Linked DNA regions of Homo sapiens: region 2 is linked to region 1. Evidence: read pairs that join two places in POLR2A ChIA-PET (ENCODE). Cell type or tissue: endothelial cell of umbilical vein. All regions are shown on one strand. Each heading gives the region's core, and the rest is flanking DNA. Links, peaks and the distances in the headings are about the cores only. Region 1 holds the start of MIR3680-2 (microRNA 3680-2). Region 2 overlaps QPRT (quinolinate phosphoribosyltransferase).

The links. ChIA-PET counts read pairs that join two places held together with the same protein. Peaks named below come from ENCODE experiments on the same cell type or tissue, not always from the same donor. Only the 100,000 strongest peaks of a DNase experiment are listed, where the experiment ranks them.
Region 2: POLR2A ChIA-PET joins it to region 1 with 15 read pairs; 5 of 35 experiments call an interaction of 5 or more read pairs at or near these places.

The regions. Positions count from the first base shown.
Region 1 is chr16:29,587,100-29,602,526 of GRCh38, reverse strand. MIR3680-2 (microRNA 3680-2) reads left to right here and starts at 3,262; the gene lies at 3,262-3,348. LOC105371168 (a long non-coding RNA gene) reads right to left here and starts at 4,736. Exons shown (of 2, transcript XR_950984.3): 1 at 4,705-4,736; 2 at 1-139. It also overlaps the pseudogene SMG1P2. RefSeq lists a silencer at 6,826-7,215. In endothelial cell of umbilical vein, for the core only: no CTCF peak of the experiment used is centred there; DNase peaks (open chromatin) are centred at 6,926 and 7,276; H3K4me3 peaks cover 1,587 bases; H3K27ac peaks cover 1,157 bases.
Region 2 is chr16:29,684,482-29,699,908 of GRCh38, reverse strand. QPRT (quinolinate phosphoribosyltransferase) reads right to left here. Exons shown (of 4, transcript NM_014298.6): 2 at 4,710-5,245; 3 at 2,782-2,913; 4 at 1,210-2,710. The coding sequence ends at 2,498. Among named protein-coding and RNA genes, the nearest start is that of QPRT, 13 kb to the right of the region's middle. RefSeq lists a silencer at 282-456 and enhancers at 4,382-4,913, 7,607-7,901, 7,990-8,099, 7,710-8,210. In endothelial cell of umbilical vein, for the core only: a CTCF peak has its summit at 7,772 (motif pointing left); no DNase peak of the experiment used is centred there.

The DNA of each region.
Region 1 (15,427 bases), core at 3,052-11,051:
TGGTGCCCATGGCTTCATCTGTGCCCTGAAGATACTCATGCTGCAGTGACTGGTCAGATTAATGGTGATGCTTTCATGGGGCGCCGTAAGACATGTCCGCGAGGTATTTCGCCCATGCAACGGGAGGCAGTGTTCCAGTCTGTTGGAGACATGAAAGGGAGGCTCAGTCCCTGCAAAGGAACTTGCCCGAGTTCACACAGCATTTCAGCACTGGGTGGCCTGGCTTCAGAGTTTCAGAGGGAGGGGTGGCCCTTCCTGTCGGTCCTGGGGGTCTCCTGGAGTCAGGACCCTTGGGAAACCCAAATCCACCAGGACGCTTGCATCAGGAGAACCTGACTACATGAGAAGCTGCCCTTTTCCGGTTCTCCTGCTTACCCTTGACTTGGGGTGTCGGCAAATTTCAGAGCTTGCCAAATCTGCATCTTCCTGGCCTGTTTAAAATGAATGTGTCAGCCCCATTCTGGACAGCAGCTGACACCTCCTCCCCCGTGCCAGCCAGGACAGTGTGGTTGGGCGTAACTCAGCCCCGGTTAAAAATGGAAAAAAGTACAAAGACATGTGTTCAACGGCTGGTGACAGAATTTGAAAATGTGACACCAGCCTGTTAGTAATTTGTTTTCACAGAAACCTGATTCAACACTGAGCAGACAGGTGGGGCCAGGGCCTTGGGATCATCTCTGTTCTTGCCCAGGGACATCTGTATGTCTGGCCCAAAGCGGGGGCCTTGTGCTCTGCAGAGACTGGACATCAAAATTGAGCCATTATAAGCAGACCATCCTGGCCAGGCACGGTGGCTCACGCCTGTAATCCCAACACTTCGGGAGGCCAAGGTTGGCGGATCGCCTGAGGTCAGGAGTTCGAGACCAGCCCGGCCAACATGGTGAACCCTTGTCTCTACTAAAAATACAAAAATTAGGCGGGCGTGGTGGCAGGTGTCGGTAATCCCAGCTACTGAGGCAGGAGGCTGAGGCAGGGGGCAGGAGAATCACTTGATCCCCGGAGGCAGAGGCTGCAGCTACTCGGGAGGTAGAGGTGAGAGAATGGCTTGAACTCAGGAGGTGGAGGTTGCAGTGAGCCAAGATCGCACCATTGCACTCCAGCCTGGGCGACAAGAGCGAGACTTTGTCTCAAAAAAAAAAAAAAAAAAAAAAAAAAAAAATGGAAACACTGCCTTTGCTTCCCTGCCCCGGAACTGCTTCATTTTCCTTGGGGTTTCTGGACCACTTTGACCTCTCTCTGTGGCCAGCAATGGTGGGGAGGTGGGTGGATCTGGAGCTGGCATGGGCAGGCTCAGCATTCCAGCCCATTCTGGGGTGAGGTTGGCCTTGGGTGAGGACAGGGGTCACTGGGTCAGACATTCATTTTCTGGAGCCCAGGGGTGGTGACGTGTCCATCAGGGAAGCACGCGCCTGTGCTGGGGGGTGCTCCCTGGACCAGCAGCGCCGGCCTCCCTGGGACCTTGTTCTGTGCAGATGTGTTGTCTCCCTCTCCCCCGACCTGCCTGATCAGAAGCTCTGGGTTTCCATCCCGCTCCCCGACCACTGCTTTTACAAGTCCCCCCAGGGGATGACACGGGAGATGGTGGGGGCTGTCTATCAGTGGAGAAGGTGGGCGCTGTCTATTGGTGGAGATGGTGGGGGCTGTCTGTCGGTGAAGATGGTGGGGGCTGTCTGTCGGTGGAGAAGGTGGGGGCTGTCTGTCAGTGGAGATGGTGGGGGCTGTCTGCCGGTGGAGATGGTGGGGGCTGTCTGTCGGTGAAGATGGCGGGGGCTGTCTGTCGGTGGAGAAGGTGGGGGCTGTCTGTCGGTGGAGATGGTGGGGGCTGTCTATCAGTGGAGAAGGTGGAGGCTTGTACTCAGAGCAGGGGATATTTAGACTTGAAGGGGCCAGGGAGGAAGGTACTGGTTCTACTAAGCCCCATGTTCACTGGGCAGCCACTAAGTTTGGGACCGTGTGTGTACTGAGTGGATTCCGACAAAGAAGCTGTCTCAGGAGCCCCAGCCAGCTGCAGAGGGGGGCCCAAGCTCCAAGGCTGGGTGTCAGGTTTGCCAGGTGCTGGTTCGGCTAGGGGCCGCAGGCTGCGCTGGGCGGGACTGGGCTGGGCTGGTACCTGTGCCCGGTGTCAGGCCAGCTGTAGTTGCAGCGGTCAGCTGCCGCTCTCTGGCCCCATGCGAACTGCTGTGCCAGGTGCACCCTGGGGGACCAGGCTGCCTGGGCTTCCTGGAACTGGTGAAGTTGCCGCCACTTCCTCTATGCTGTCTCCAGCAGGCAATTCTGGGTAAACGATCTTCATTTGCCTATAAAGCTGCACAGCTCACAGGCCTTGGATCGTTTCTGCCCAGCCCCAGCATTGGCCCTTTGGACAGACTCTGAAACTGTGCGCAGAACGCACCCTGTCATTACAAATGACTCCTGGAGGCAGTCCCCGGGGGCCTGGCAGGAGCACCTCTGTTTCTGTTGGGTCTGAAAATGACAGACCAATTGCTTGAACCCAGGAGGCGGAGGGTGCAGTGAGCCGAGATCGAGACATTGCCCTCCAGCCTGGGCAACAAGAGCAGAACTCCGTCTCAAAAAAAAAAAAAAAAAAAAAAAAAAAAATCTTCACAAATGTAATTTGTAATGGCTGCAGAAAATTTCAGCTCTGAATGTACTGCATCCTAATCAGTTTCCTATTGTTGAGAATTAGTATAATATCCAGGTGTTTTGTTTTTGTTTTGCTATTAATAAGTAAAGCTGAGATGAATACTTCTGTATCAATCTTGATCCTTATTTTAGATAATTTCCATTTCATTCCTCCCATTTCTTGCGTGCTTCCTATGGTCAGGTGCTGTGCTGTGTGCTGAGTATGGAGGAGGTAGGCTGAGATAGACGTGACCTTTGCTCTTGCAAAGCTGATATCCTAAGGGTTGGACAGATGCTAAATGTGCAAAGAAACCCAATACTTGCAGATGGTGCTGGGTACTACCAAGGAAAGAAATAGGGTATATGACAGAGTACCTGGAAAGGGCACTGGCCAACTTTTATGGGCAGGGAGGTCAAAGCAAACCTGTCTGGAGATGAGACAGGCCAGGAAAATCAGGGCAGGGGCCAGAGTAGGGCAAATGTGGTGTCTAGAGCCTCATTTTTTTAGACGGATTCTCGCCCTGTTGCCCAGGCTGGAGTGCAAAGGCAGGATCTCGGCCCACTGCAACCTCTGCCTCCCAGGTTCAAGCAATTCTCCTGCCCCAGCTTCCTGAGTAGCTGGGATTACAGTACAGCCTCAAATTTAAGGAGGGACTCACTCACAGGATTGTGCAAATGCAAAGTTGGCTTTTGCATGACCCTGGGAGTAGGTGCCTCCTTAAATTTTGCACCCTCAGCAACTCCATCCCCTGTCACTTTGCTAGTCCCAACCCTGATGGGAACAAATGCAGGGAAGGCATTCCAGATGGCGGGAACAGCAAGTACAAAAATCCAGAGGCCAGAAAGGCTTGGTGTGTTTCAGGAACAGAAACTCGGTTCCCATGACTGAAATGGAGTAGGGAAATCCTAATGGAGCCAGAGAGGCAGAACCACCAACAGGAAGAAGAAAAAAATGTTGGAAGTTATGAGAGTTGCTCACGTTTGATTCATTTGATTAATTTTATTGAAATGGAGTCTCACTCTGTTGCCCAGGCTGGAGTGTAGTGGCACGATCTAGGCTCACTGCAACCTCCACCTCCTAGGCTTAAGTGATTCTCTCATCTCAGCCTCCCAAAGTGCTGGGATTACAGGCGTGAGCCAGCATGCCCCACCTGAAGCAATTTCTTTGTTGTCTTTTTTTTTTTTTTAACTTCTCCCATAGAAATAATTAACCCTCAAAAAACACTCAGTGTTGACAAAGGGTGGTGTGAGGACACAGAAAGTATCAGACTATCATTGGCAGAAACTTCCTGGAAAGCAACTTAACAGTCTGTATCCAAAGACTTAAAATCATTAACAGCCTTTTCCCCAATAACTCCACTTCTCGGAATCTATCCTAAGGAAATCTGCCACAGCCAGAGTGATTTTTTCCGTCCCCTTAAGAAATGGTCTCATCCTGTTGCCCAGGCTGGAGTGCAGCGGCACCATTATGGCTCACCACAGCCTGAAACTCGTGGGCTCAAGCGATTCTCCCACCTCAGCCTCCCAAGTAATTGGGATCACAGGCATGCCTCCACATCCATATGCCTAGTTGGATAATATTTTGACCAATAAAGAAAAAGAGGGCCAGGCGCGGTGGCTCACGCCTGTAATCCCATCACTTTGGGAGGCCGAGGCGGGTGGATCACGAGGTCAGGAGATTGAGACCATCCTGGCTAACACGGTGAAACCCTGTCTCCACTAAAAATACAAAAAACAAAATTAGCCGGGCTTGGTGGCGGGCGCCTGTAATCCCAGCTACTCGGGAGGCTGAGGCGGGAGAATGGCTTGAACCCGGGAGGCAGAGCTTGCAGTGAGCCAAGATTGCGCCACTGCACTCTAGCCTGGGCGACAGAGCGAGACTCCTTCTCAAGAAATAATAATAATAAAATAAAAAAATAAAAAAGAAAAAGAAAGGTAGTACCAGAGATTGTGTCCAGTTGCTCAAGCAATTTCTAACTTGTCTAATTTTAAAATTTTTTAAATTTTTATACAAAATTAGCCAGGCATGGTGGCATGTGCCTGTAATCTCAGCTACTTGGGAGGCTGAGGCAGGAGACTCACTTGAACCTGGAAGGCAGAGGTTGCAGTGAGCTGAGATCACACCATTGCACTCCAGCCTGGGCCACAAGAGTGAAACTCCGTCTGAAAAAAAAAAATTTAATTTTTTTTTGTAGAGATGGGGGTCTCACTATGTTGCTCAGGCTGGCCTATAACTCCCAGGCTCAAGGATCTTCCAGTCTCAGCCTCCCATCACTGTAATTACAGGCATGAATCACTTCACCTAAATGATTTTTTTTTTTTTGAGACAGTCTTGCTCTGTCACCCAGGCTGGAGTTCAGTGGCACGATCTCGGCTCACTGCAACCTCTGGCTCCCGGGTTCAAGCAATCCTCATGCCTCAGCTTCCCCAAATAGCTGGGACTACAGGTGTGCGCCACCATGCCTGGCTAATTTTTGTATTTTTTTGTAGAAACGGGGTTTCACCATGTTTGTCAGGCTGGTCTCTTGACCTCAAGTGATCCACCCACCTCGGCCTCCCAAAGTGCTGGGATTACAGGAGTCAGCCATCCATGGTGCCCTGCCTTTTCTCTTTCTTCTCCTCCCTCCCTCCCTACCCTCCGCAGCCCAGGCTGGAGTGCAGTGGTGGGATCATAGGTCACTGCAGCCTCCACCTGCTGGACTCAAGTCATCCTCCTGCCTCACCCTCCTGAGTTCCTGGGACCACAGGCACGCGCTACCACGCCGGGTAATTTTTGTAGTCCCCATCATTTAGAACTGGCAGGATCCTCCCTTAGTGAGGGATTGGTGGCCATAAGCAAGGAGCCCAAGGTGGAGGGGATATGCATGTGTGTGGAGGTGTCAACTCCTCATAATCTTCAAGTACTTTTGGTTACAATTTTTAATTGCACAAGCGATATATAAAGACGTTTTCTTTGCAACATAAAATGATAGGTTAAGACTCCTTATGCAGATAAGGTTTAGACACTTGTTTAAGGAGCATCCTGGCCCACCTTTTAAAAAATGTGTATGCATTCACTTTATGCATCAGATGGTTTAGGGAATTTTTTTCCCTGGGGCATGGGACATGTCATGGGGTAGATGGTCAGGTACGTCTCCTCTACCCAGCTGATTCTCTTTTTTTTTTTTTTTTTTTTTTTGGAGACGGAGTCTTGCTCTGTCGCCCAGGCTGGAGTGCAGTGGAGCGATCTCTGCTCACTGGGAGCTCCGCCTCCCGGGTTCACGCTATTCTCCTGCCTCAGCCTCCGGAGTAGCTGGGACTACAGGCGCCCGCCACCACGCCCAGCTAATTTTTTGTATTTTTTAGTAGAGACGGGGTTTCACCGTGTTAGCCAGGATGGTCTCGATCTCCTGACCTCGAGATCTGCCCGCCTCGGCCTCCCAAAGTGCTGGGATTACAGGCGTGATCTACCGCGCCCGGCCTTCTCTTTCTTTTCTCCTTTCCTTTCCTTTCCTCCCTCCTTTCCTTCCTTCCTTCCTCCCTCCTTTCCTTCCTTCCTCCCTCCTTCCCTCCCTCCCTCCTTTCCTTCCTTCCTTTTTCTTCCCTCCCTGCTTTCTCTCTCTCTCTTTTATTTTTTTGAGACAGAGTTTCACTCTTGTTGTCCAGGCTGGACTGCAATGGTCTGATCTCGGCTCACTGCAACCCCGGCCTACTGGGTTCAAGCGATTCCCCTGCCTCAGCCTCCCAAGTAGCTGGGATTACAGGCGTCCTCCACCATGCCCGGCTAATTTTTGTATTTTTAGTAGAGGCGGGGTTTCTCCATGTTGGCCAGGCTGGTCTGGAACTCCTCACCTCAGATGATCCGCCCACCTCGGCCTCCCAAAGTGCTGGGATTACAGGCGTGACCCACCGCGCCTAGCCCCCAGCTTCTTTCACCAGCAGAAGGCGGGCAAGCCTCAGGGTGAGAGGACTTCAAAGCACATTTCACATTGCAGAGGACAGGGTTTGGTGGTCGTGGGTACTCCCTTCCCTTACATCGTTTAGTTTTTTTCATTGGGAAGAAATGGTAAAAGGTGCTAGGACTCGATGGGCACATTTCAGGTGGAGGTTGGGAAGGTGGATATCCACCTCTCGATCTTACTATTTTCACTTTCCACTCCCCCCCGTAGAAAGTGGGAAAACTGGCGCACGTGAAACCAAGGGCACGCCTGTGTGCGCTCGCACCCCAGGGCACCAGCCCCCACCACCCACACTGCAGGTCCTTGATTGGACGCCTGTTTACACCTGACTGCCCAGCCCTCCGGTGCTTTCCGGGAAGCGTTTGGGAGAAAAGTGTGTGGCCGCAGTAGTGGAGATCCCTTGTCTTAGGATTCGTCACTACTACGCCCAGACCTCTTCGCCGTCCAAGAGCCTGGGGCCGTGGGGGGCGGGGCGGCCTGCTATCGGCCCCGCCTCTCTCGGCCCCGCCCCGCCGACAGGACCCGCCTCTCTCCCCAGGCCCGGCGGGGCCGACCCCGCCTCTCGCTCCCAGCATGCCGTGCGACAGTGGCGGCGCGGCGGGCGGAGCCGGGAGGCGGGGAAGCAGTGGCCTTGTGAGCGTGGGGAGCTGCCGCCACCGCCTGCTCCTCGTCGTCCTCGTCCTCCGGGGCCCCGGCGTCGTGGGCCGCGCATGGCCCTGGAAGAGAAGTCGGCGCCCCTTCATCCGCCTCTCTCTCACCGCGCCGCTCCCGCCTCCTCATTCTGCGTTGCGGGCTCAGGCGGAACCCGGAACGGCCGTCCTCTTACCCCGCCCTCCGCCGCCGCCTCCTCCTCCTCCTCCTCCTCCTCCTCCTTCTCTTCCTCCTCCTCGGCTTCCTCCTCAGCCCCGGGCCGGAGCGGGGTGTCGGCAGCGGCCGGTTCGGGCGGCGACTCGCGCTTCTCTGGGCGGCGGCGCTTGGCCATGTCGTGTCGGGGAAGGTAATGAGCCGCAGAGCCCCGGGGTCTCGGCTGAGCAGCGGCGGCACCAACTATTCGCGGAGCTGGAATGACTGGCAACCCAGGTGGGTGACCGGCCCGGGACCCCGCCCCGACCTCCCGGGCTCCGCCTCGGGCGGGCCGAGGCCTAGGGCCGCGGGGCTGGGAGGCGCGGCCTAGGCCCTCCACCCACCGGAGCCGGGCGCGGCTTCCTGGTTCTCCTCCGCCCCGGCTGGGGGAGGAAGGCCACGGGGAGGCGAGGCCTAAGTGCCTCTCCCCTCCCTGCATGTTCAGCCTGGGGCTGAAGCCGAGACCCGGGGCTCCCGGCGGTGGCACTGGCCTAGGGTCGGGACCAGGAGGTGAGAAAGAGGCGGGGGTGGTGGGGGGGCATTCCACTTACCGCCTCCCCCTGACCCCGAGTTGGGAGATCCTGAGAGTCCAGGACCCTCCCTGTTACTCATTCACTTTCTCGGTTCCCCAGTCTTTCAGCCGCCACGTGAGAGCTCTTGTAACCTCTGTTCCCTTTCTGTGACCCCCACGTGGTAATATTGAAAAAACCAAAACAAAACTCCAGCCAAGGCATTGCTCTGACTTTAGGCAGAACATTCATTAGTGGAGCATGAGATGAGATTGTGTGACTGTTGATGGGATCGACCCACTCTGGTCTTGGGCGATGGAAGTTTTCCCTAAGTGCAAGGCCGGTTACTCTGGTGAATCGTAATTCATACCTGGACACTTGAGTGAACTCTTTGGGCACCCACTTAGAAGTCTAGAGAATTTCCTCTTTTATGGAGGATTTGATCTCAGACCGTTTTGGGGCTTAGTTAGATTTGAATATATTAGGAACATTAACTTTTTAAATAAATGTAATTTCCTGTCTTTTTGATCAATGGGGGGAGGGCAGCTGTGCCTAATTTAGGATTGATTTATTCTAACCTCTCTTACTAAATAAATGCTTGTATTCAGAGTCTGTTTGGAATTTAACCCAATGCTTAGAACTCCTTAAATATACAGAAATATATTTTAGGGGCAATTGATTCATGGAACTCTCCTACTTTGGAGCACAATTGTATTATAATTGTCCGGAAACTGGCCAGATAATGTAGAACGCACAAGTTGTTGAGAAGCCCTTTTGTTTCCTGATAGTTACATGTAATTCCAGCAGTATTTGGAAATAATTTGCTAAGATGTTAGAATGTAACATTTGAAGACTCATTAGAAAAATCAATAAAATTATCTTTGGCTAATGGGTAGTACACATCTTAGTCTGTTTAATATGCCTTTCCAAAAAAAACTGTGTCTGTTGAGAATTGGTGTATATAACTAGATGACTTTAATAATTAGTGCCTGAGTCTAGAATTGAGATGTTTAGTCGTAAAAAAAAAATATTGTTCGATAAACAGCGTTGACTTGTCTTGTACCACTTAAGAGTTTGTGAGTGCTTTAAATAAAATTAGTTAAGTATTTTTCTTCCTATGATTGACATGCTTAGTTTTGCCTTTTTATTGAAATGTGTGAAATTTGATTATCTGGCATCTAACAAATCAGGTGGTAAATGAATGACAATGGATTTTCTATTATTTTTCAGTATTGTGATCAGTATAAGTATTTAAGAGAATTTAGTAACCTTTTAGAAGAATAAAGTGCCTTCCCAAATAGTCCTACAGCTTTTGTAAAGTGTAAATTGTAGTTTGTAGTTCTAAATAAATAGAGAAGAGTCGCAGCCACGTGCTAGGGCCAGCTGACTTCATTGCTGACAGGTATGAAGCCAAATGGCTTATGTAGTTATGGAATATGTACATAAGCTATTAATAAATATTATCCATGTTGTTTCTTTCAAGTGCTTTATTTCTTGGCTCTGGGGAGGGGCGATGTGGGAAGGGAGGAGCTTACAAGAAAGCTTGCAAGGTTTCTTTGAAGCTGTGCTTTTTGTAGGAAAGTTTCAGGATGTAACGCCTTGGTAGACGATACTGTGATACATTTGGTTACAGGGAGTAACAGTTTGTTAGGATGTTGGAAAGATTTGATTTTCTCCTGTTGTAGAGGGAACAGGAAAGTGTGGACATACCCCATAGCATAACTTGATTTGTTGCTAAGATTGTCATAGCTGATTTGTTAGTCAATAAAAATACCTGGGGTGTTTGCCAAGTCATAAATTTTTATTAGTTAAATTTGAGGTGATTCTGTCCCCTATTCAGAAAGATGACAGACTCCAGGTAACTGACGGAACGGATCTTGATCTTGCTTCTTGCTTAAATGAAGGTTTAGAACATCTTCAGATGCAGGCACATTTATTATGGTTCATCTGAATAATTTTGGTGAAAATTTTTTTTGCCTCTTATGTACCATTTTGTCCCTGGTGTTTTGGTTCTGTTTTCCTTGATGTAGGCTTTTTTTTTTGTCTTCCTGAGATGGAGTCTTGCTCTGTCTCCCAGGCTGGAGTGCAGTGGTGTAATCTCGACTCACTGCAGCCTCTGCCTCCCGCTTACAGGGAAAAATTCTCCTGCCTCAGCCTCCTGAGTAGCTGGGATTACAGGCGTCCAGCTAATTTTTGTATTTTTAGTAGAGACGGGATTCCACCATGTTGGCCGGCCTGTTCTTGGACTCCTGACTCAGGTGATCCGCCTGCTTTGGCCTCCCAAAGTGCTGGGATTACAGGTGTAAGTCACCGCACTCAGCCGATTTAGGCTTTTGAAAAAGCAATACTTGTTGATTTCTTTTAGTGTTAGTTTGCCAGTTGGTGTGGAAAATGACTGTTGAGTCAATTTTGACCACACATGATACTTCACACATACAGACAGGAAGTGTTCCAGGTGGCTGAATACGTGAATGTCATATGGCAAGAGAGCAAACCCGTGTTCCATAGAAGCATACCTCCAACAGTAAGCATTTATATGGCACTGGCTTATAGTCTTCCTTTTCATTCACTGTGCTCTCAGTCAACTCTTCTGTCAATTTTTTTGAGACAGGGTCTTGCTGTGGTCACCCAGGCTGGAGTGCAGCGGCACAGATACTTGGCTTACTGCAGTCTCGACCTCCCAGGCTCAAGCCTCCTGCCTCAGCATCCACAAGTAGCTGGGGCTACAGGCGCTTGCCAACAGCCCGGCTCATTTTTGTATTTTTTATAGAGATGGGGTTTTCACCACGTTGCCCAGGCTGGTCTTGAACCCCTGAACTCAAGCAATCTGCCCACCTTCAGCCTCCCAAAGTGTTGAGATTATAGGTGTGAGCCACCGCACCCGACATTTAAGAATGGTTAAGCAGGCTGGGGGCAGTGGCTCACGCCTGTAATCCCAGCACTTTGGGAGGCTGAGGTTGGTGGATCACCTGAGGTCAGGAGTTCGAGACCAGCCTAGCCAACCGACATGGTGAAACCCCCGTCTCTCCAAAAAAAAAAAAAAATAAATAAATTAGCAGGATGTGGTGGTGCATGCCTGTAATCCCAGTTACTCGGGAGGCTGAGGCAGGAGAATCACTTGAACCTGAGAGGCGGAGGTTGTAGTGAGCGACATCACACCACTGCACTCCAGCCTGGGCAACAGAGCAAGACTCCTTCTCAAAAAAAAAAATAAAAAATTAAAAAAAGAATGGTTAAACAAATGAGTGGTCTTAGGTCAGTTGTATTATTTGAAATCTGTGGGTTCCTCAAGCGTAAAGTTGAGAAGGTTTTGGGAACCACTGGATGCCTCTGGTTTTTTTCATATGAAGAAACAGAGGTGGTGGCTTCTTAGAACAAAGGGATATCTGACCTATGGAGGTTGCCCTCTTTACTCCTCTTCCCTAAAAAAATGACCTATCATTGCCAATAGCTAAAGTCTGTCATTTTTTCCACCTTAGTTTGGAAGATAATCTTCTAGTATCAATCAAGACAGAGATCAGAATGATGTGTTTTAAATGTGTAATTCATAATTGTACATTTTAATATTCTAAAGTGACATTGATTAATTTGACATTGGAGTCAAGTAGATTGATTAATTCAACAAAGAAGAGAAGGCATTCAAGTCAACAGAAAACAAGTAGATTTTACTTCTCCACTGGGGGTGTTAGGACATTAATTATGTACTTGGTCTTACTTGTTTAGTAGTAGATCTATATTGAGTGTCTTACTGTGCCCAAACTTAGGATCTTTGTATATTTCTAAAAGGATGAAACTGTATAATAAAAACACCTTCCAATTTTGGTAGATTGTAGACAGATCAGAGTATTCAAAAGTATACACATCTTCTCTATTGTGAAAGACCAAAAAATGGAAATGTGTTGTGAAATTAGAAAAGCTGTATACTAGTATGTCTGATGTTGTGAGAAGCTGGATTTTTGAAACCAGAGTTGTCTGTTCAGCCTTTTATCAGTCTGTACTAAGTTTGATGTCCATAGGTACATAATATAGGGAAATACATAAAGGATAAAATTAAGTGAAGTTACATATTTTATACTTATTAGGTGGGTGCAAAAGTAATTGCGGTTTTGGCAAAAACCGCAGTTACTTTCACACCAGTCTAATATTAAATGGAACTAGAGTCAAATAGAATTTAGCGATTGCCAGTTCTGTTCCACAGATTTCAAAGTACACTAAGGAAAATTTCAGCAAATTGTGCATGGCTGTTTTACTTGGGGGAGAGTAAAACGGCCATAATAAACTAAAAAATAAAAATTAAAACTAAAGGAACGTTTGTTTTTATGTTTTTCTTTTCTTTTCTTTCCTCTTTTTTGAGATATGCTCTTGCTCTGTTGCCCAGGCTGGAGTGCAGTGGTGCAATCACTGCTCACTGCAGCCTTGACTTCCTGGGCTCTGGGAATCCTCCCGCCTTAGCCTCCTGAGTAGCTGGGACCACAGGTGCATACCACCACACCTGACTAATTTATTTATTTTTCCTCTCTCTCTCTCTCTCTTTTTTTTTTTTTTTTTTGAGACAGAGTTTTACTTTGTTGCCCAGGCTGGAGTATAGTGGCACAATCTCAGCTCACTTGCAACCTCCACCTCCTGGTTCAAGTGATTCTCCTGTCTCAGCCTTCCAAGTAGCTGGGAATACAGGTGCATGCCACTATGCCCGGCTAATTTTTCTGTTTTTAGTGGAGATGGGATTTCACCATGTTGGCCAGGCTGGTCTTGAACTGCTGACCTCAGGTGATCCACCCGCTTTGGCCTCCCAAAGTGCTGGGATTCCAGGCATGAACCACCATGCCTGGCCTCCTCTCTCTTTTTCTGAAACAGAGTCTCACTCCAGTGCCCAGGTTGGAGTGCAGTGGAACCATCTCAGCTCACTGCAGCCTCCATCTTCCAGGCTCAATAAGTCCTCCTACCTCACCCTCCCAATAGCTGGGACCACAGGTGCATGTCACCACCCCCAGCTACTTTTTTTTTGTTGTTTTCTGTAGAGACGGGGTTTTGCCATGCTGCCTGGACTGGTCTTGAATACCTAGGCTCAAGTGATCCTTCCTCCTTGGCCTCCCAAAGTGCAAGGATTACAGGTGTGACCCACCATGCTTGGCACGCTAATTTTTTATTTTTATTTTTTTGTAGAGATGGGGCCTCCCCATGTTGCCCATGCTGGTGTCAAACTCCTACTCCAGTATGAAATAAGTCATTCCTTATGAAACAGTTAGTAATCGTATCTTTAAGTTGAACCTTCCCCTCACCCCAACTTTTTTTTTTTTTTTTTTTGAGACGGAGTTTTGCTCTTGTTGTCCAGGCTGGAGCGCAATGGTGCAATCTTGGCTCACTGCATCCTCCGCCTCCCAGGTACAAGCTGTTTTCCTGTCTCAGCCTCCCAAGTAGATCAGATTACAGGCATGTGCCACCACACCCGGCTAATTTTTTTATATTTAGTAGAGACGGGGTTTCACCATGTTAGGCTGGTCATGAACTCCTGACCTTAGGTGATCCACCTGCCTCGGCCTCCCAAAGTGCTGGGATTACAGGTGTGTGCCACTGCACCCCGCCTTTTTTTTAAAGACATAGTTTCACTCTGTCTCCCAGGCTGGAGTGCAGTGGCACGATCTTGGCTCAGTACAACCTCCACCTCCTGGGTTCAAGTGATTCACGTGCCTCTGCCTCCCGAGTAGCTGGGACTACAGGTGCATGTCACCAGGCCTGGCTAATTTTTTATTAGAGACCGGGTTTCGCCATGTTGGCCAGGCTGGTCTCGAACTCCTGACCTCAAGTTCCCACCTTGTGCTTCTCAAAGTGCTGGGATTACAGGAGTGAGACACCGTGCCTGGACTCCCCAACCCATTTTGTTTTTATTCCTTTATAAATTAGTATAATGGAAGGTTTTTTTGTTTGTTTTTTATAACAGGTAATAAAATACTCTAATTCAGTAAATATTGATGCTTCTAGGGAGATGTGTGTGTGTGTGTGTGTGTGTGTATAAATTTTTTTTTTTTTTTTTTTTAAGATGGAGTGTTGCTCTGTTGCCCAGGCTAGAGTGCAGTGGTGCAATCTCGGCTCACTGCCAGCTCCACCTCCTGGGTTCACTCCATTCTCCTGCCTCAGCCTCCCGAGTAGCTGGGATTGCAGGTGCCCGCCACCACGCCTGGCTAATTTTTTGTATTTTTAGTAGAGATGGGGTTTCACCGTGTTAGCCAGGATGGTCTCGATCTCCTGACCTTGTGATCCGCCCGCCTCGGCCTCCCAAAGTGCTGGGATTACAGGCGTGAGCCACCGTGCCCGGCCATAATTTTTTTTTTTTTTTGAGATGGGGTCTCACTGTATTGCCCAGGCTGAAATGCACTGGTGCAATCTTGGCTTACTGCAACCTCGGCCTCCTGGGTTCAAGCGATTCTCCTGCCTCAGCCTCCCAAGTAGCTGGGATTACAGGCATGTGCCACTACTCCTGGGTAATTTTTGTATTTTTAGTAGAGACGGGGTTTCGCCATGTCGACCAGGCTGGTCTCGAACTTCTGACCTCAAGTGATCTGCCTGTCTTGGCCTCCCAAAGTGCTGGGATTACAGGCACAAGCTACTGCACTGGGCCACGGCCAGGATTTTTATGACTTGTAAAACCACTGTCTTCAAGGAGGCTATAAGTTATTATGGGAGAAAAGTAAAGGGCTTTGTGAAGGGGAGAGCATGTGGATTTTGTGATGTAATTCTCAGTATACCTTCCTTCCTTCCTTCCTTTCTTTTTTTTTTGAGACAGTCTTGCTCTGTCACTTAGGCTGGAGTGCAGTGGCATGATTGACAGGGTTTCGCCAGGTTGGCCAGGCTGGTCTTAAACTCCTAACCTCAGGTGATCTGCCCGCCTTGACCTCCCAAAGTGCTGGGGTTACAGGCCAACATGGTGAAACCCCATCTCTACTAAAAATACAAAAATTAGCTGGATGCAGTGGTGGGTGCCTGTAATCCCAGCTACTTGGGAGGCTGAGGCAGGAGAATCGCTTGAACCCAGGAGGTGGAGGTTGCAGTGAGCCAAGATCATGCCATTGCACTCCAATTTGGGTGACAGAGCGAGACTGTCTCAAAAACAAAAACAAAAACTTGGAGGGTCAGAGGAGGGAAAATGGGGTGATGGAATTGGTCTGTACAGTTTTCACTGTGAATTTGGGGGAGAATCCCCCCCAAAATAGAAGAAAATTAGGATAAGGCCAGGTGCAAATTGTCAGTGTGTAGAGGAATTGGGTACTTATGAGGAGTAATATAAATAAGAGGTGAAGCTGAAGCACTGGGTTGGGAACCCTATTGTAGACCTTTAATCATAGTTCAGGTGTTTTTTTGTTTGTTTGTTTGTTTGTTTTTGGAGACAGAGTTTTTGCTCTTGTTGCCCAGGCTGGAGCACAATGGTGCCATTTTGGCTCACTGCAACCTCCGCCTCCCGGGTTCAAGCAGTTCTCCTTCCTCAGCCTCCCAAGTAGCTCTAGGGATTACAGGCACGCA
Region 2 (15,427 bases), core at 4,229-12,228, 96 kb before region 1:
ACAGCATATCATTTTCATTAAACAAACTGCTATGATGGGCACATTTGCCATTGTCTGTGGGGCATCCTGGGGAAATGATCCCAGCTTGGTCCTAGGCTGGCCAGGCAAAGAGGAAGTGTAGCCAGATGGACAAGGGACTGGGAGGTGATGCATAAGAGTCCTTGCCTGCCACGCATGCCCCATTTCCCCACCCCCTCAGTCACACCCAACTCTTCCAACTGCCTTGAGCCATCGAACTCCCTCTGCCTTCTGAAGCTCTGAAGACACTGTATCACTTCTCTCCAAACCCCATGGCCATGACCCACACTCAAGTCCTCTTCCACAGCTCCTCCTGGCCTCCCTGCAGCTGCTCTAGCCCCCTCAAATGCATCCTTCTGCAACGGACTGGATTGAAGCTGCGAATAAGCTTATCTGATTTTCCAGCTTGATTTCCAGCTCACTCATGAGACAGAGTCCAAATCCTCCGATCTACCATTTTGTGGTCTGGACCCAGCCCATCTCCTAGCCACCTCCTGATCACAGCTTCAAATCTTACAGCAAACAATCCAAGCCACCTCTGCCCATGCATCTCCCCTGCCTGGAAATCCATTTCCCTGCAAGGAGGGCGTGTGTTGCCCTAGAGTGCCCAGGATCCATTTCCTGTTCCCCCAGTAATGGAGTGCCCGCCCCAGCTCTCAGAGCTGGAGGATACTGGAGGGCTAACCCATTTCTGGGTTTAGGGGGAGCTTAAGACTCAGGCAGGCAGGTTCCTTTCGCTTTTTTAATGGAACGCTGTGGCTGCAACGAGCATTTTCCAGTTGGCCACAGCGCACCCCCACTTTGTCTTATTCCAGTTCCACCCATTTATTTTATCCGAATAGGTCCTGGAGGCACCGAGTTTGCAGCTCCTGGTACCCTCTCCTCACTTCTGCTCTGTCAGGCCCCAATGCCTGCCCAGATCCCAGATCCCAGTTCCCAGATCACCCCGGGGCTCAACTTTCCTCCCTTGATGCCCAGTGGAACCCCTGGTCCCATGGGGCTTCAGTTTCCCCAGTTCAGGCATAAGAAGCTGGGGTTCATCTGAGCGTGTCCATGTTCCCCCTGGAGGAAGGACGGGAGCAGGCAGGGTGGAGCTGGGATTAGAGGGGACAGGGCAGCTGCAGGTGGCACCTCTGGGCTGTGTCCTCTTGTAGCAGGACGAGCCACAGACAAAACTCCTCAGGCACCGGATTAAAGAAGGAAGAGGTTTATTTGGCCAGGAGCATTGGCAGACTTGCATCTTAATAGCTGAGATCCCTGAAAAAGAAATTCTTGGCCTTTTTAAAGGCTTACAACTCTAAGGGGTCCACGTGAAAGGGTCATGATATCTCAAGCAAGCGGGGAACGTGACTGGGGGCTACACGCATCAGCTAACAGAGCAGAAAGTTTTGCAATGCTTTTTCATACAATGTCTGGAATTTACAGATAACACAAGTAGTTTAGGTCAGGGGTTGATATTATTATTATTGTTACTTTTTTTTAACTACCAGGGCCGGGTGGTGTCGCCAAGGTCTTCTGGCTATTTATCTTACTTCTGTTTTGTTTTGTTTTCTAACTTTTTGCTTTCTCTCTTTCCTCCTGTCTTGTAAACTAGGCAAGGTGGGGGGAGGAGGGCAGCAGGAGTAGTAGTGGTCTCCTTCTTACTGTGGGACTGGCCCCTTTGGTTTAGGGTATCACCAAAGGCAGTGTCTAGGCCAGCCCAGTGTCTCTGCCCAGCAAACCTCCATCTGCTGTGCACTCACAGCCAGGCCATGCTGGTGTTTGGTACAGGTTGGGTGCATGAAGGATGAAGGTTTTGGCCTGTCTGGGGCTTTTGCCTGCCTTTCTTCCTTTCTTTCCATCCTTCCTTTCCCTCCCTCCCTCCCTCCCTCTCTCTTTCTCTCTTTCTTTCCTTTGTTTCTTCTTTGGAGACAGAGTCTCGCTCTATCACCCAGGCTGGAGTGCAGTGGCACCATCAGCTCACTGCAACCTCCACTTCCTGGGTTCAAGCGATTCTCCTGCCTCAGCCTCCTAAGTAGCTGGGATTACAGGCGCGTGCCACCACACCCAGCTAATTCTTCTATTTTTGGTAGAGATGGGGTTTCACCATGTTGGCCAGGCTGGTCTCAAACTCCTGAACTCAAGTGATCTTCCCGCCTCAGCCTCCCAAAGTGCTGGGATTACAGGTGTGAGCCATCGTGCCCGGCTGTCCCAGGTAACTTCTGACATTTGCTGACCCCTCACTATGTGCTCATTATCACCGCAGAACCCCATGTGGTTGATCCTTTATTAGACCCATTTTACAGATTAGGAAACTGAGATGAGCAGAGGTGAAGTCAGCCCTGACAGGTCACAGGAGCAGCAGGTGGCAGAGCCAGAGTTGGGCTCAAGCTAGTGCCAAATGTGCCCCATTGGCCACTGACCCTAAAGATGTGTGACCCAGAGGGTCCTGAGGAGCCACGTTAACCCATGGCCGGTGTCATCCTCTTCCGGTTTAGGACTAGTGGATTTTGGGCACTGGAGCCACCTCTTTGGCAAACAGCTTGAGGGAGAAATCAAGGGCTGGGGCCGCCTGGGTCAGCATCCCCATGGAGATGACGTCTATGTGCGGCCCGCAGAACTGGGGGAGGTTGTCCAGGGTGATGCCCCCACTGGCTTCCACAGCCACACTCGGGAACTGGGCCTTCAGCACGGTGGCCGTGGGGTGCAGCTCCTGCGGGACACAAGCCAAGGGGAGGTAAGAGCCCACCACAGATCCCTCCCCGGAGGCAGAGCCCACCTTACCTCTGGCTTGAAGTTGTCCAGCAGGACAAGGTCGGCACCAGCCTCAGCTGCCTGCACGGCCTCCTGCAGGCTGCTGCATTCCACTTCCACCTTCAGAGTGAAGTCAGCCGCCTGTCTGGCCGCCCGCACCGCCTGCTGGGCAGCCGGGAGGACAAGGGTGAGGACTGGGCCCAGCACCTGGCACTGGGGCGCAGGGAGCCGGGAGGGCGAGGGTGACGATAGGGCCCAGCACTGCAGCTGGGGCGCGGGGAGCCGGGACTGACATTTGAAAAGCTTCGGGTGGACCATGAACTTGGGGTTAATAAGGAAACCAGACTTTGGGGTTGTTTTTGCTTTGTTTTGTTTTTGAGACAGGGTCTCAACCTGTCGCCCAGGCTGGAGTGCAGTGGTGCAATGATAGCTCACTGCAGCCTCTACCTCCTGGGATCAAGTGATTCTCCCACCTCAGTCTCCCGAGTAGCTGGGACTACAGGTGCGTGCCACCATGCCCAGCTAATTTTTGTATTTTTAATAGAGACGACGTTTCACCATGGTGGCCAGGATGGTCTCTAACTCATGACCTCGTGATCCACCCATCTCAGCCTCCCAAAGTGCTGGGATTACAGGCGTGAGCCACCGCACCTGGCCACTGTTTTGTTTTTGAGTCAGGGTCCCGCTCTGTCGCCCAGGCTGGAGTTCAGTGCAGTCATAGTTCACTGCAGCCTCCACCTCCTGGGATCAAGTGATCCTCCCACCTCAGCCTCCCAAGTGGCTGGGACTACAGGGGCTTGCCCACAAGCATGGCTAATTTTTTAATTTTTTGTAGAGACAGAATCTTGCTATATGGCCCAGGCTGGTCTCAGACTCCTGGACTTAAGTAATCCCCCCAACTGGGCCTCCCAAAGTGCTGGGATTACAGGTATGAGCCACTGAGCCAGGATGTTTTATTGTAGGTTAAAATGACCACTTTTGTGGGTCAAAAAGTGGATGAATATCAGCAATATTTGGCATTTGGACCTGAGCTCAATTTGACTCAGAATATTAAAATTAGAAGGGGTGTTTAAGGGCATTTCACAGATGGGAAATAAGGTGCAGAGGGCTAGAGAGATGGGCTCAAGGCTGTGGTGCCAGTGACACTGGCTTCCCCTGTGTTGTCCTTTGCTCTTGAACATCACGCCACGCAGCAGCAGAACAAAGATAAAGAACCAATTCCAAAACCAGGCATGGTGGCTTATGCCTATAATCCCAGCACTTTGGGTGGCCAAGGTGGGAGGATCACTTGAGTCCAGAAGTTTGAGACCAGCCTGGGCAACATAGTGAGACCCCATCTCAAAAAAAAAAAAAAAAAAAAAAAAGGCAGCTGGGTGCAGTGGCTCACTCCTGTAATCCCAGCACTTTGGGAGGCCGAGGTGGGTGGATCACCTGAGGTCAGGAGTTTGAGACCAGTCTGGCCAACATGGTGAATCCCTGTCTCTACTAAAAAATACAAAAATTAGCCGGGCATGGTGGCTGGCGCCTGTAATCCCAGCTACTCGGGAGGCGGAGGCAGGAGAATTGCTTGAACCCAGGAGGCAGAGGTTCCAGTGAGCCGAGATTGCATCACTTCACTCCAGCCTGGGTGAAAGAGTGAGACTCCATCTCAAAAAAAAAAAAAAAAAAAAAAAGCAAAAATTAGCCAGTGGGGTGGAGCATGCCTGTATATCCAGCTACTGGAGAGACTGAGGCCCCATCTCCAGAAAAAGAAAAGCAGGCCCAGCTCCCCTTTAGCTTAGCTGGATGAGCTCAACTGAGCCCAGCTCAGATGGAGGAGCTGAGGTGGGAAGAGTCTTGTGTTGCTGACTCCAGGCCATGGCTGTTCACCCGGTCATGGCTGGAGGCTCTGGAGAGGGGAGGGGAGGGGAGGGGTGTGCTGAGGGTGGGGTTGGACCAGGGACAGGCAGGACCAGCACCTTCTCCACGCCACCGGCGGCCACCACATGGTTATCCTTCACCATCACCAGCCCTCCCAGGTCGTAGCGGTGCGAGGCGGCCCCGCCCACCAGGAGCCCATACTTCTCCACCAGCCGGAAGCCTGGCGTGGTCTTCCTCGTGCCTGCCACGTGCCCAGTCCAGCCGGCCCCCCTGGCGGCCTCCACTGCAGCGGCGGCAGCACTGGCAATGCCACTGCAGCGGGCCAGCGTGTTGAGGGCCACCCGTTCCCCCAGCAGCAGGCAGTGGGCAGGGCCCCGGACCTCGGCCACTCTGGCCACCGGCACCAGCTTCGATCCCTCGGGGAGGAACCAGGAGACTTGGCAGTTGAGTTGGGTAAATATGGCATCGAAGAAAGGCTGCCCTGCCAGTACCCCAGGGGATTTGGCCCACAGCGCCGCCTGCGAGGGGCCTGCCCCGCTGACCAAGGCTGCGTAGTTGAGCCCTGGGCAGTCCTCTCGGAGCCAGCTGTCCACCAGGGCTGCCAGGGTGACGGGCGGCAGCAGCAGCGCCAGGCCTGGGGGGAAGAGAGAACAGCTGTTGAGTTTGGCTGCCTCTCCTGCTGTCAGGGGTCACTGTCAAAATATTTAACAACCAGTGAAACTGGGAACTGGCCCATCAGCCTCAAGATCTAGGGGTCCCAGGGGGGGGACTGCGGTGAGGAAGGGGGGCGTGGGGGGAAGGGAGGTTGTGGGGGCGAGGGTGAGGGAGTGCTGTGGGCTTGATGAGATCACTGGGCACCTAGTTAAATTTAAACTTCTGGGCCGGGCGCGGTGGCTCACGCCTGTAATCCCAGTACTTTGAGAGGCCGAGGCGGGCGGATCACGAGGTCAGGAGATCGAGACCATTCTGGCTAATATGGTGAAACCCCGTCTCTACTAAAAATACGAAAAAATTAGCCAGGCTTGGTGGCGGGCGCCTGTAGTCCCAGCGACTCCAGAGGCTGAGGCAGGAGAATGGCGTGAACCTGGGAGGTGGAGCTTGCAGTGAGCCGAGATCAGGCCACTGCACTCCAGCCGGGGTGACAGAGTAAGACTCCGTCTCAAAAAAAAAAATTAAACTTCTGACCGGGTGCGGTGGCTCACGACTGTAATCCCAAACACTTTGGGAGGCTGGGGCAGGCAGATCACTTGAGGTCAGGGGTTCAAGGCCAGCCTGGCCAACATGGTCTCTACTAAAAATACAAAAATTAGCCAGGCTTGGGGGTGGACACCTGCAATCCCATCACAGTTTGTTTATCCAATACTCACCAGTTGCAGCTTTCAAATTCACTTAAAAAAAAAATCAGTCTGGCCAGGCGCGGTGGCTCACGCCTGTAATCCCAGCACTTTGGGAGGCCAAGGCGGGAGGATCACCTGAGGTCAGGAGTTTGAGACCAGCCTAGCCAAAATGGTAAAACCCTCCTGTCTCTACTAAAAATACAAAAATTAGCCGGGCGTGGTGGCAGGCGCCTGCAATCCCAGCTACTCGGGAGGCTGAGGCAAGAGAATTGCTTGAACCCGGGAAGCAGAGGTTGCAGTGAGCCGAGGTCACGCCACTGCACTCCAGCCTGGGTGACAGAGCAAGACTCCACCTAAAAAAATAGTAATAAAAATAAAAAATAAATAAAATGAGGATGATGGGGCTGGGTACAGTGGCTCATGCTTGTAATCCCAGCACTTTGGGAGGCTGAGGCAGGTGGATCACCTGAGGTCAGGAGTTCAAGACCAGCCTGGCCAACATGGCAAAACCCCGAAAAAAATGAGCCAAGTATAGTGGCGCAGGCCTGTAATCCTAGCCACTCGGGAGGCTGAAGCAGGAGAATCGCTTGAACCCAGGAGGCAGAGGTTGAAGTGAGCTGAGATCGTGCCACTGCACTCCAGCCTGGGTGACAGAGCAAGACTCCGTCTCAAAACAAAAAAAAGGATGATGGGGAGGTGGGGAAGGTTAATGGGTACAAAAAAAATAGAAAGAATGAATAAGACCTACTATTTGCTAGCACAACAGGGTGACTACAGTCAATAATAACTGTACATTTCGAAATAACTAAAAGAATGCAATTGGATTGTAACAGAAAGGATAAATGCTTGAGGGGATGGACACCCCATTCTCTATGATGTAATTTTTTTTTTTTTTTTTTGAGACAGAATCTCACTCTTGTTGCCCAGGCTGGAGTGCAATGGAGTGATCTCGGCTCGCTTCAACCTCCGCCTTCCGGATTCAAGCGATTCGCCTGCCTCAGCCTCCCGAGTGGCTGGGGTTACAGGCGCCTGCCACCATACCCGGCTAAATTTTGTATTTTTAGTATAGACGGGGTTTCACCATGTTGGCCAGGCTGGTCTGGAACTCCTGACCTCGTGATTCGCCCGCCTCCGCCTCCCAAGTGCTGGGATTACAGGCGTGAGCCACTGCGCCCGGCCTAACCTGATTTATTTATTTATTTGTTTTTTTGAGACGGAGTCTCGCTCTGTCGCCACTGTGGCGCCTGCAGTGGCCTGGCGACTGCAGAGGCGCGATCTCGGCGTCAGCCACCGCATCTAGCCCATGATGTGATTATTATGCATTGCATGCCTTTATCAATGTGCACCCCATAAATATATACACCTACTATATACCCACACTTTTTTTTTTTTTTTGGAGATAGTCTCGTTCTGTTGCAGTGGCGCGATCTCGGCTCACGGCAAGCTCCGCCTCCCGGGTTCACGCCATTCTCCTGCCCCAGCCTCCCGAGTAGCTGGGACTACAGGCGCCCACCACCACGCCTGGCTAATTTTTTTGTGTTTTTAGTAGAGACGGGGTTTCACCGTGTTAGCTGGGATGGTCTCAATCTCCTGACTTCGTGATCCGCCCGCCTCGGCCTCCCAAAGTGCTGGGATTACAGGCGTGAGCCACCGCGCCCGGCCAGTACCCACACTTAAAAAATAAATAAATAAATAAATAAATAAATAAATAAGGATAGTGGACATGGTGAAGGCCCCTCGCGCGGTAGGCATAGCCCGTGATGGGCCCTGCATGGCTGCGGGCAGAGGCAAACCCAGGCGCGGTGCAACAGCGCCATCTATCGGCAGGGAGAAGACCTGCAGCCTAATGGACCCCCGCCATCCGTGGAGTTGGCTTCCCCTTGAGGGGAACACAGAGCCAGCGAGGGTGTTTGATTTAGCGCGCACACACGTGCACGCACACGCACAAGCACGCGCACACAGCACACTTCTGTTCCAAGTGGAAGTGAAGGCCAGACATCCTGGCTTGCTCCGCTCTCCAAAGAGGGCCCTCTCTTGTCTACTTCCCCAAAGCCAAGCTGCTGAGTCTCCACTCACTCACCCCACCTCCCCTCCGAGCCACAAGCCTCCTTGACTGCACCCGGCTCTCCTTCGCCACATTCTCTCCCACATCTGCCCCAGATGGCTCCTGTCCCTCCACTAAGAGCTAGCTATACTGAGGCTGGGCACTGTCTCTGTTGGTCACATCCAGCTACGGAAAAGGCCTGGGAGCAAACGGCAGGGAGGAGAGCCTAATCCCCCACTCCCACTCCATTCAAACTAGGTGCAGTGCAGTGGCACGATCATGGCTCACTGCAGCCTCAACTGCCCAGGCTTAAGCAATCCTCTCGCCTCAGCTTCCCAAGGAACTGGGACTACAGGCGCACACCAACCATGCCCGGCTAATTTTTGTATATTTTTTGTTGTAGAGATGGGGGTCTCACTATATTCCCCAGCCTCGTCTTGAACTCCCAGGCTTAAGCAATCCTCGCACCTCAGCCTCTCAAAGTCCTGGGATTACAGGAGTGAGCCACTGTGCCCACCCTGATTTTTTTTTTTTTTTTTTTTTTTTTTTTTTGATGCAGAGCTTCACTCTTTTGCCCAGGCTGGAGTGAAGTGGCCTGATGTCACCTCACTGCAACCTCCGTCCCGCGGGTTCCAGGGATTCTTCTGCCTCAGCCTCCCAAGTAGCTGGGATTACAGGTGCCCGCCACCACGCCCAGCTAATTTTTGTATTTTTAGTAGAGACAGGGTTTTGCCATTTTGGCCAGGCTGCTCTCAAACTCCTGACCTCAGGTGATCCTCCCGCCTTGGCCTCCCAAAGTGCTGGGATTACAGGCGTGAGCCACCGTGCCTGGCCAGACTGATTTTTTTCTTTTTTTTTCAGGCTGATTTTTTAAAAAATGGATTTGAATTCTGCAACTGGTGAGTATTGGGTAAACAACCTGTGATGCAGGCTGGGCACCATGGCTCACGCCGTAATTCCAGCACTTTGGGAGGCCAAGGTGGGCAGATCACGAGGTCAGGAGTTCAAGACCAGCCTCTCCAACATGGTGAAATCCCATCTCTACGAAAAAATACAAAAACTAGCCGGGCGTGGTGGCATGTGCCTGTAATCCCAGCTACTTGGGAGGCTGAGGCAGGATAATCACTTGAACCAGGGAGGCGGAGTTTGCAGTGAGCTGAGGTCATGCCGCTGCACTCCAGCCTGGACCACAGACTGAGAATCCATCTCAAAAAAAGAAGAAACCAACTACTGATACACACAACAATAGGGACCTGTCTCAAATGTATCAGTCTAACTAAAAGGAGCCAGATCCAAAAGGCCGTATGATCCCATTCCCGCAGCATCCTGGGAAAGGCAAAACTATAGGCACAGAGCAAATCAGCATTGCCTGGGGAGTGGGAGGAGTTGACCACCGAGATCTGGCGAGGTTGCAAAGAAAAAGGATCACTTATACACTGTTGGTGGGAGTGTAAATTAGTTAAACCATCGTGGAGGACAGTGCAGCAATTTCTCAAAGACCAAAAACCAGAAATACCATTCCACCCAGCAATCCCATTACTGGGTATATACCCAAAGGAATGTAAACCATTCTGTTATAAAGACACATCACAGCACTATTCACCATAGGAAAGACATGATTCAACCTAAATGCCCATCAATGCTAGACTGGACAAAGAAAGTGTGGTACACATACACCGTGGAATACTATGCAGCCACAAAAAAGAATGAGATTACGTTCTTTGCAGGGACATGGATGGCGCTGGAGGCCATTATCCTTAGCAAACAAACGCAGGAACAGAAAACCAAATACCGCGTGTTCTCACTTATAAGTGGGAGCTAAATGATGAGAACACATGGACACATAGAGGGGAATAACACATACTGGAGCCTATTGGAGGGCGGAAGTTTGGAGGAGGGCAAGTGTAGCAAGACGAGCTGTGGACAAAACCCCTCAGACACCAAGATAGTGAAGGGAGTGGCTTTAATCAGCTGGGAGCATTGGCAGGCTAGCGTCTTAAAATCCGAGCTCTTCAGGTGCTCAACTTCTGTCCTTTTTAACGGCTCACAACTCTAAGGGGGTCCGCGTGAGAGGGTCGTGATTGAGCAAGCCAGGGGGTACGTGACAGGGGCTGCGAGCACCGGTGGTCAGAGTGAAACAGAACCTAACGGGAGGTTTCACAATGTCCTTCCATACAATGTCTGGAATCTATAGATAACAACAGTTGCTAGGTCAGGGGTCGAATTTTAACTACCAGGCTTAGGTCAGGCACGCCCAGGCCTGATTTCGGGTCTGGTTCCTTGGTTTCCGGTCTGGTTCCTAGGCACCAGGCTACCTGCCTTTAGTTTCGCTTCTCTTTCCTTTTCTGAGTATGAAACAATATGAGAGGGTCTCTCTCTTCCCTCAAGAGGATCAGGAAAAATAACTAATGGGTACTAAACTTAATACCTGGGTGACTAAATAATGTGTACAACCCCCATGACACAAGTTTACCTATATAATAAACCTGCACATGTACCCCTGAACTTAAGATAAAAGTTAAGGCCGGGCATGGTGGCTCATGCCCGTAATCCCAGCACTTTGGGAGGCCAAGGTGGGTTGATCACCTGAGGTCAGGAGTTCAAGACCAGCCTGTCCAACATGGCAAAACCTCATCTCTACTAAAAACACAAAAATTAACCAGCTGTGGTGGCAGGCGCCTGTAATCCCAGCTACTTGGGAGGCTGAGGCAGGAGAATCTCTTGAACCCAGGAGGCAGAGGTTGCAATGAGCTGAGATTGCGCCATTGCAATCCATCCTGGGTGACAGAGTGCAATTCGGTCTCAAAAAAAAAGTTAAATTTAAAAACAAACAAAAGGCTGGGCGCGGTGGCTCACGCCTGTAATCCCAGCACTTTGGGAGGCTGAGGCAGGCGAATCACCTGAGATCAGGAGTTTGAGACCAGCCTGACCAATATTATGAAACCCCGTCTCTCCTAAAAATACAAAAATTAGCCGGGCATGGTGGTGTGCGCCTGTAGTCCCAGCTACTCGGGAGGCTGAGGCAGGAGAATCGCTTGAACCCAGGAGGCAGAGGTTGCAGTGAGTCAATATCGCGCCATTGCACTCCAGCCTGGCCAACAAGAGCGAAACTCAGTCTCAAAAAAAAAAAAAAAGAGAATAAAAACAAACAAAAAATTAGCCTGAGGTCAGGAGTTCAAGACCAGCCTGTCCAACATGGCAAAACCCTGTCCCTACTAAAAACACAAAACTTAGCTGGGTGTGGTGGCATGTGCCTGTAATCCCAGCTCCTCGGGAGGCTGAGGCACGAGAATTGCTTGAACCTAGGAGGCAGAGTTTGCAGTGAGCCGAGATAGCACCACTGTACTCCAGCCTGGGCGACAGAGTGAGACTCTGTCTTAAATAAATTAATAAACAAACAAATAAATAAAGTAACTTTGATGGGCTCACTCAGAGGTTCTGTCTATAGCCAAACCTCACTCAGGTTCCCTCAGCTCTTTTCCAGTTAGGCCTTGGACTTCCGTGTTCACCTCTGCATCGTCCAATTTTAGCAAGAATACTGCTAAGTCAGCTTAGCCAGTCCCTCATCCTCCACATCTGATTGCCCCCGATCCCTGATGGGGGTCCTCATTCTCCACTCTCCCCCAGGCGCTGTCTGACCACCTTGGCCTGCCCTCAGCAAGAATCCCTTTAGGTTGGTCTTGTCAGAATACCCCCAACCCCCAGTGCTTTCTCATGGTAATGTCCCATCCACTGCCCCCAACTCTGCTCGTTGGCTATAACCCCCATGGTGTAGAGTTCAGCCCAGTTCTGATCTAAGGTCACTCTTCCCCTACAGCAATAGTCTGGAATGCAATATGTTTTTGCTATTTTAACGACTGTCTAGTTCTGGTTTTCTTTGATCACTCTCCTGCTGAAAACTGACCTTTCATGGTTTCAGCTCCAGTTCTCTTGACTTTTTTCTTTCTTTCTTTTTGAGACAGAGTGGAATGCAGTGGTGCAATCATGGCTCACTGCAGCCTTGAACTCCCGGGCTCATGTGGTCCTCTCACCTCAGCCTCCTGAGTAGCTGCTCCACCATGCCAAGGTAATTTTTTTTTTTTTTAATAGAGACAGGGTCTCAAACTCCTGGCTTTTAAACATTTTTTTCTTTTTCTTTTTTCTGAGACAGTCTCACTTTGTTGCCCAGGCTGGAGTGCAGTGGCATGCAATGGAAAAGGGATGGACCCCCGAGCTTTGGCAATAAAAGTAGACTCACTGCAGCCTCTGCCTCCTGAGTTCTCCTGCCTCAGCCTCCTGAGTAGCTGGGATTACAGGCATGTGCCACCATGCCTGGCCAATTTTTGTATTTTAGTACATTTCTGTATTTTATAACAGCACGAGGAGGTCATTATTGTCATCCCTGTCACAGATTAGGAACCCAAGGCCCCTGAGGGTTGTCTCCAGTCCACAATCACTTAGTGACAAGTGGCAGAGCCAGGGCTGGACCTCAGGTGTGCGGCCCCAGAGCCTGGGCTCTGATTCACTGTGCTACGCAACCTCTCTGATGGGATAAGTATCCTAGCTCACATACTATGAAGCTAACCAATATAAAATTGCCAATATTTGGCCGTTTTGACCAATAAAAGCAGCACATTTATATGGTTCAGTATACGAAGCACTTGGATATAGCAGAAAACTCAATGGCCAGACACAGTCTTTGCCCATCGAGAGGAAACAGCCGTAGACTGTGATGATGGGGGAAGAACAGGAAGCACAGAGGGACCAGGATCTAACCTCCGGGCGTGTCTGTGAGGCCCCTGCTGAGGAAGTGATGTTTAAGGGAAGACCTGCAAGAGGAACAAGAGCTGAAGGGGGAGATTGGGGATGAGGATAAGGGAAGGGGCTTCCAGGCCAAGGCACAGTCCTGCAACAGCATAGGCTAAAGCCTGACAAGTAAGAGAAAGAGCTGCCCACGCTGTTGCCTCCATGCCTAGCAATTATTAACACCCCACACAGTGCAGGTGCTCAATGAGGATGTGTCAGAGAATCAGTGAAAAATGGAAAGAAGTTGCCAGGTGTGGAGGCTCATGTCTGTTAATCCCAGCACTCTGGGAAGCCAGGGTGGGAGGAAGACAAGGCCAGGAGTTGGAGGCTGGGCACAGTGGCTCACGCCTATAATCCCAGAACTTTGGGAGGCCGAGGCAAGTGGACCACTTGAAGTCAGGAGTTCAAGACCAGCCTGGCCAAGATGGTGAAACCCCGTCTCTACTAAAAATACAAAAAATAAAAAAAATTAAAAAAATAAAAAGCCGAGCGCCTGTAATCCCAGCTACTCGGGAGGCTGAGGCAGAGAATTGCTTGAACTTGGGAGGCGGAGGTTGCAGTGAGCCAAGATTGTGCCACCGCACTCCAGCCTGGGCGACAGAGCAAGACTGCGTCTCAAAAACAAAAAACAAAAGACTTTATGTTTGAAAGCCCTTAGGAACACTGTCTAGCACAGGGTAGGCGTGCTCGCGAAGAAAAGAAGCGTTTCTCAAGTGTGGTGGACTCATGGAATAAATGACTAGGTGTCTCTGAGGACCGGTGAGTGATGTTTGCCAGGCAGAGGTGTGGGGTGGGGCTGACATTTGGGGCTGAGAAAACTGATCTGTTCACCTGCAGACAGTGTCGGGGTGGGGGCAGTGTGGGATTCACAGGTGACATGGTGGGAGGAGAGGCCACAGGGAGAAAGAACTAAACTATTTAGCTGAGGAATTTGGCCAGATCGCAGAAGCCATCATAAAATTTCATTTTATTGGCCGGACACAGTGGCTCACACCTGTAATTCCAGCACTTTGGGAGGCCGAGGTGGGCCGATCACCTGAGGTCAGGAGTTCGAGTCCAGCCTGACCAACATGGTGAAACCCCGTCTCTACTAAAAATACAAAATTAGCCGGGCATGGTGGCACATGCCTGTAATCCCAACTACTCAGGAGGCTGAGGCAGGAGAATCGGTTGAACCCGGGAGGTGGAGGTTGCCGTGAGCTGAGATCCCACCATTGTATTCCAGCCTAGGCAACAAGAGCGAAACTCCATCTCAAAAAAAATTTTCTTTTCATTTTATTTTATTATTTTTAAGTAGAGACGGGGGGTCTCGCTATGTTGCCCAGGCTGGTCTTGAACTCCTGGGCTCAAGCAGTCCTCCCACCTCGGCCTCCCAAAGTGCTGGGATTACAAGTGTGATCCACCATGCCTGACCCATCACAGAATTTTAAAAGAGGGAGTGATATGATTATGGTTTTGCTCCAGAAGGGTCACTTCAGCCACCAACTGGAGACAGATTGGGAGGCAAAAGAAGGCTGAGGTAGTCTTGGCCAGACAAAAAGTAGGCTGGGCGCGGTGGCTGTCACCTGTAATCCCAGTGCTATGGGAGGCCAAGGCAGGAGGGCCACTTGAGGCCTGGGCAACATAGTGGGACCCTGCCTCCACAAATAATTTTTTTTTGTTTGAGACGGAGTCTCACTGTCGCCTGGGCTGGAGTGCAATGGTGTGATCTCAACTCACTGCAACCTCTGCCTCCCGGGTTCAAGTGGTTCTCCCGCCTCAGCCTCCCGAGTAGCTGGGATTACAGGCATGCAGCATCATCCCTGGCTAATTTTTGTATTTTTGTAGAGATGGGGTTTCACCATGTTGGTCAGGCTGGTTCTTGAACTCTTGACCTCAGGTGATCCACCTGCCTCGGCCTTCCAAAGTGCTGGGATTACAGGTGTGAGCCACTGCGCCCGGCCAACAAATAATTAATTTGAAAAAATATTTTCAAAAAAACCAAAAGAGATGGAGCCCTGAACTTTGACAGTAGCTCTGGGGTAGATTTGAGGGCTATTTCCAAAAGGGGATCTACCAGAATTAGTAGCTAAAGAGATGTGGGAGCCTTGGGCCTCTGGCCTGGGTAGCTGAGAGCTGGCAGAAGGAGTCATTCCAGGAGAAGAGCAGGCAGGGTGGAGGTGGGACAGCAGGAGGGGGCGGTGACCCCACTGAGTGCCATGGCGTGCCAGCCATGGCGTGCCAGCCGCGGGCACCCCTGTTCCCCTTTGTGCTCTCATCTGGAGCTCACCACAGGGATTCTTCCCATTTCACAAGAACAGAAGCTGAATCCCAAAGCGTTTCCTGAATCGTGGCCTGGTGAAACAGCTTAGCTTCTGCAGAGCTCGAGAGAAAGAACGGATTTGGTTTTGCAGAGGTTAAGGCTGAGGCGGCAGCAGGAGATGTGGATGGTGGTGCCCAGAGGGTGGTAGGGAATGGCTCTGGAGTTCAGAAGAGATGCTGCCGTGGCCAGGCGCGGTGGCTCACGCCTGTAATCCCAGCGCTTTGGGAGGCCGAGGCGGGAGGATCACGAGGTCAGGAGATCAAGACCATCCTGGTGAAAACGGTGAAACCCCGTCTCTACTAAAAATACAAAAATTGAACTCCGGGGCCAACATAGCAAAACCCCGTC